Regions from separate parts of the Homo sapiens genome. Here region 2 is linked to region 1. Evidence: chromatin contacts called from ENCODE Hi-C data. All regions are on one chromosome and are shown on one strand. The core of a region is the stretch at or near the end of the contact, and the rest is flanking DNA. Distances in the headings are between cores, read along the strand shown.

Region 1 (2,896 bases), core at 190-2,689:
CGGTGCTCTGGTAACAAAAAGCTATTCTGTTTTAGCATTTATTTATTAGTGATGCTCAATGCTGACTACACAGGCAGATCACCTGGAGAGCTTTGAAAATATCCTGATGCCAGGGCACCATCCCTGACCAATTAAAGTGATCTCTCTGGACGTAGGCACTAGGCATTGGCAAATTTTAAAAACTCCCTAGGTGATTTCTAATATGCAGTCAGGGTTGAGAACCACTGATTTAGACATTGCTGTCCCAATTAATATTTAAATAGTCACAGCCCGTTAGCTCCACTAATCCAGTTGCATTACCACCGGCATACAAAAGATTATTTTTTAAATACCATATGAAAAGGAAGATCAATGGACTCATGAAGTACAAGTTACTCTGTAATCCTTCTGATGAACTGTCCATTCTGGGAGTCCTCTGGTGTTTTAACTCATTGCCTGGGCTTTTGTAGAACTGAAAGTGTTAATCCCTTTTCACGGACTCTAGTGCAAACCTTGATATTGAATAAGCCACTGAGTTGTGTGCTTAAGATCTTTGCTTCATTAAGTCATCAGATATTCCTGGCAGCAGAAGAGTGGCAAGATGTCAACCTGAGATTTGCTGAGCCAAAAGAATTAGCTTTTACCGTATTTCTAAAGATGAATGTGCTCTTAAACAGCATGTCCATTAGCCCCAGTACTCTAATGAATGTATGGCTTGACAGACACAATAATTGGCATAGTTCAGAGTGTAAGAGAATCAATTTGATGAATCAGAATAAGGTCAAGTGAAAGAAGAAACAAGGATTTAGTTTGCACATATTTCTAACCATAGCAACAAGAAAGATTAAATAGTAAAAAGCAGGATTAGGTAGTCTTTGATAATCCATCAACGTGGGGCCCTCTCATTTCATTAATACTAATCAATAGAAAGGTGGCTGCACTATAAAACAGTGGCACTCAAGTTCCATAGGAGTCCCTGTGTATCCTAGCAATGTCTTTTTTTTTTCTTTAGAAGTCTGGGAATCTTATCTGTGGTAGCTAATCTCTGGAATTTCTGGCCTTTTCTCGTCATTACCACCCAATGAGATAATTCACTTGGAACAGTAGATGATTTTATTTCCCCACTGGGTTGATCATCACTTTTTCTCGGAAAATATCAGCCCCGACCTTAAATGTATCAGGGCTTTCCCTGTTGTCTATGGAAACATTTATAGCACTCAGGTATAATTCTTCTGATTGAAATATGTTTTGCTTCCACTCTTCTGTGAAACAATAAAGGCAGATTGCAGAGTGAGCCCTTTTATTCCTCCTAAAAGGACCTGCTGTGAACTACAAAAGAGAAATACAAAAGTAAATCACTTAAAACTAACATGAGACCTGCTCACTCCTGCTGGGTCATACTAAAAGAGACTTCCTTCTTTCCTGGCAGTAACTAAGGGAGGTCTAATTTCTAACCGAGCTTGACATGTGTCTGAGACAAAGTTTTAGTCATGCTTGGCTTCCCCTTCTCAGGAATCTCTTGTTTAATTTAACTCGATGACTTTGGATTGTAAAGGAGGAACTGATCCTAAACCTGAGTTAGATGAAAAGAATCCAAACAGAAACTTAAAACCATTTCTACCTCCTCTGCATTCCAACTTTGCCATAATGAAGAAAAACAAATCAAGCTAGAAGAAAGGGATCTCTTTCCCTGATGGAATCAGAGATTTGAGGGTTAAAAAACTGGAATTGATTGTGATAAGCTATTTGTAATTTTTGAAAGGTGCTTTTCATAACTGATAACTATCTCATGGCCTATTTTTTTAATAAATTCCAAACAGATTTGGCTTAAAAACACACACGATAGAAAGTTGATGGGTATGCTACTGACGGGCAGGGATGATGGGCAAAGCTACAGGGTTATAATGCTGAGCTAGTTAAAATAATACAGGCTAGATCTCATCTTCTTTAGTTACCCACCTCTGTATTTTTTCAATTGGTCAATTAGCAAAAATGTTTCATATGAGTACTAAGTTCTTCATATTACAAGACATACAGAAAAGTTATACGGCCACTTCTACCTCAAGCAGCTTAACTTCTGCTGGAGAGATCAAAACACCTTTAAACAAGTTATGTTTTAGCAGTGGCAAAGACTGTCGGGCTATGTTTAAGGGAATTGTGAATTATAGAGTCCACTGCCTTCTCTTCTGTGTTTCAGCGGTTTCCTACTTCACAAAGTTAAGGGACAATTTGACTTGTGCCTATTTGGGGACTGGTCCTTATATCCTTGGGAAAATTCTCTCTGTAAATTATTCTTCATTTTATGTCAGATGAACCCAATCCAACCCAATCCAATATTCTCTGGTGGCTTTCACAGATTTTTGACCCCATTGTGAGAAAAGTATTTTACATCATGGTATCACACACACTATAGTCATATAACTGATAGAAAATTTTGATGAAACTGTTGTAAGCTTTACAATGCATGATCCCCTCTGACACTTTCTATTTGATTTAACTTTATTAGACTTCCTTTAAAAAAAAACCCTACTGATCATGACCCACTGAATTGATTTTACAACTCATGAATGGGGTCATCCTGCTACAGTTTAAAAAACGTTATTTCAGAGTCTAGATCTTTATGTGGAATGGGCCTAGTGAAATGGGTCATGGACTTAAGGATCAGACACCCCTTAAATAAATTACAACTAGTTTTCAAACAGGGGCTTTAAAAATATGAGTTCACTTCATAAGCACCTGTAAGCATGGGTCATAGATACACGCTTGAATCAGCCTTAAGTCCTTATGCACTTCATACTTTCAGCTTGAGCGAGTCAGAGATTTGTTTTTCCAACTTTGCAACCTTTGGGCACTACCTCCAGCTTCTAATATTAAAACTGAAGCTTCATTAGACAAAACTCGTTTTGATATCTGGCTT
Region 2 (2,930 bases), core at 249-2,748, 86 kb after region 1:
GCTAATATTTCCAATTAAATGTATAAGAAATTCATAATCTGACGAATGGACTATGAATCTAAAGCAGCTTTCTTCTCCCCCATTCTTACTTCATACGTGTTTAAAGAGCTCTATAAAAAGAAAATGTTCAGCCTCTTCTCACAAATTGGTAGCAATTCTTCATTTGGGGAAGGTCTTTTCCAGAAAGAAACTCAAATCTTTCCATCTTCCATGTGCAGAACATCTGTGCTAAAACCATTCCATGCACACTTCTTTGAAGCACTGGCTGCCTAAAGGAATACTTTTGATTTGGGCTTTATTTAAATGCCTGAACTTCTATTGGAGAAACAAAAGGTTTTCTAGTAAGAGCTCAGTTGGGAACAGGACCAACCTCCAGCCAGTTTAACTACTCAGAGGCCAAGCAGCCTGGCATTTCTTAGAGCTCTGTGCAATGGAAATCTCCCTGAGAACTTGCAGCACAGGCGAACAGCTGGTTTGGGAGGCTAGTGACCCTGGGTGCAATCACTGTGGTAATTAGATTTAATTTTCCTAATCCAACAGTGGCTGACTCCATCATGCCTATGTCTCCTATGTAGAAAATCATTACTCTCATTTAATGGTACTTTGACATGTTTCACATTTTTGTGGCTTAGTACCTTAACATTAGATATTACCTCTTTGTAACTATCAATCTAGCCATTCAAACAGCTATGTGTACTAAAGAGTTTAATTTGAAGGTTATCCAACTTCGGCAACTTTCCAGAAGGATCTTCGAACGTTAAGCAGACCTTGAATATCATTGTACACCCCTCTTCTGCAAGTCTTTTGTATGCTTGTATCAATTCATTTAGAACGATGGCATCAGTCATAAGTCATTGGCAAGCCTGAAGGGTTTGGGTTTTCAGTGTTTCTGCAAGCCCAGGGAAGCATGGCTTCATGCTACGACATCCTGGGGTCACTCCAAAAGAGTAACAGAGATCATGGGGCTACGTGAAAGCGTGTCTTCCTGGGAGGAGAGAAGGAAAGACATGTATGAATCTATCCATGTCTGCTTGCATCTGGAGAACGCCTGTTTATGTTGTAAAGAAAAGCCATCGGTATTGTCATCTCAGGAGACCGGCTTGTTTTATGTGTGTGCATGTTATACGTGCTATCACACGAAGCTGGCCAACTGATAGAGTGACGAGGTACTGTGTCCCTGGGAATTGTAATTGCTTGGTCGGTGAAAAAAAAAGAACATCAGACCATTGCTGATAATAGCACAAGGTGCATTTTGATAGTACAAAAGAGGAAACAGACGGAGTCATACAAGTTCTGAGTATATCTTAAACCCCCTCCAACAAAAAAAAGAAAGAAAGAAAGAAAGAAAGAAAGCAAGGGAAAGCCTGGGGCTGAAGGAGTGTTCCAGGGAGCGAATTGCTCAGGACTTCAAACACTGGGAGTCATTCTGTCAAGGGGAGGGGGCGGGCGGGGGCAGGCACTGGGCCTCTTTAACAAAGTCCTCCTCTCTTTGCTCCCTCCCACTTCATTCACTTGCAAATCAGTGTGTGCCCACAAGAGCCAGCTCTCCCGAGCCCGTAACCTTCGCATCCCAAGAGCTGCAGTTTCAGCCGCGACAGCAAGAACGGCAGAGCCGGCGACCGCGGCGGCGGCGGCGGCGGAGGCAGGAGCAGCCTGGGCGGGTCGCAGGGTCTCCGCGGGCGCAGGAAGGCGAGCAGAGGTGGGTTCGGGCTCCGTTGGCTATGCATACATCTCCCTTTTTTTTTTTTTAATTCTGTAGCGTTGATAGAAGCCAATCAGAGAGAGAGCCCTCTCCGCCCGGTGGGTGCCGCGCCGGAGTTGGGAGGGATGCTCTCAGCCTGCGAGCCCGGGTCGGGGCGGGCGCGCGGGTCCGGCTGCGCGGGCGGCGCTGCTGCCGCTGCTCAGGACCGACGCCGCTTCCCGGGGAGCCTGGGCACCGCTCCTCCGCCTCCTGGTAAGACCGATCCGCCGTGGGGCTGGGTGGGGGCACCGGGAAGCGGGCCGCCGCAGAAGAACCCGCTGCCTTTCTCTACGCCGGCAGAGGCTGCCAGGGGAGCTCTGGCATTTGCAAAGTTGGCTGGTCAATTACCAAAGGGCGCTGGTGCGTGCAGGTCCCGCCGAGCCGTTTGGGGCTTGATTTATCTCCACCTGCCCGCATCATAAGGGTCTGCGTGGTGACTGCTTGGGCTGAGTTACATTTCTTAGCTTTTGGGGTAAAGCAGAAAATCAGGTAGTCTGAAAACTCTGGAATGCTCCCAGTAAGGAAAACTTAAACTAAAGAGACGATTTGGCTGGTAGAAGGAGCTAAAGAAAACTGTTAGCTTGCACGTTCCGGGCAACGCCTGCCGGCTCATCTAGGACAGAAATGCTTAGGTTGCAAGGAAAGTCCAACACTGGACTCCGAAAATGGAGCACACTGTCCAGGGAAAAGTCATATGGAAGGCGCAGTTCGCTCGTGCTCCTCCACGGCTGGCCAGGCTCAAATCTGGGGGATAAAGCCTTCCCCGGACTGATTGGAGAGTGGTTGGAGTGCGCTTGGTTTTCGGTGCCAGATGCTGGAAAATTGGAGCCCCCAATGCGTTAATCCCAGAATTTAATAAAAAGGGACGCTGCAATGTTGTGGACTGCAGCAGTTGCAGAGCTGAGATTACTTCTTCCGTAGTTAGATATTCTGTCATGAGTTACCGTAGATCTCGAGATGGGAGATGCTGGAGAGGTCAGCGTGGTGCTAAGAAGTGTCACTGCTGCAATAAAATCCATATTTTATGGGGAGTTAAATGCAGGTCTCTGTCAGTGCAAAGGGCTGGCCACCTGAGTTAACTATGACTCAGAACATTCAAGAACCAAGAAGTTTAATCATCTGGAATAGCCACACATTTCTGTCTCCTACTCCCATTAAAAAAAAAAAAAATTTAAATGATGATAGTCAT

The links. Hi-C counts contacts between places; a loop is a spot of excess contacts on that map. Pooled maps may share reads with other maps.
Region 2: a loop to region 1 is called in a map of IMR-90, with 3 times the contacts of the local background. The contact joins the promoter of CDH6 here to the enhancer-like site in region 1. A Hi-C loop is called at or near these places in 2 of 168 maps with a recorded cell type or tissue (Caco-2 and IMR-90) and 2 of 50 pooled maps.

The regions. Positions count from the first base shown.
Region 1 is chr5:31,105,877-31,108,772 of GRCh38, forward strand. No RefSeq gene overlaps it. Among named protein-coding and RNA genes, the nearest start is that of CDH6, 86 kb to the right of the region's middle. Within about 2 kb of position 1,440, at least 2 of the 41 ENCODE cell types and tissues checked have a DNase peak (open chromatin) inside an H3K27ac peak, as active enhancers do; they include IMR-90, where a contact is called at or near this core.
Region 2 is chr5:31,192,188-31,195,117 of GRCh38, forward strand. CDH6 (cadherin 6) reads left to right here and starts at 1,499. Exons shown (of 12, transcript NM_004932.4): 1 at 1,499-1,699.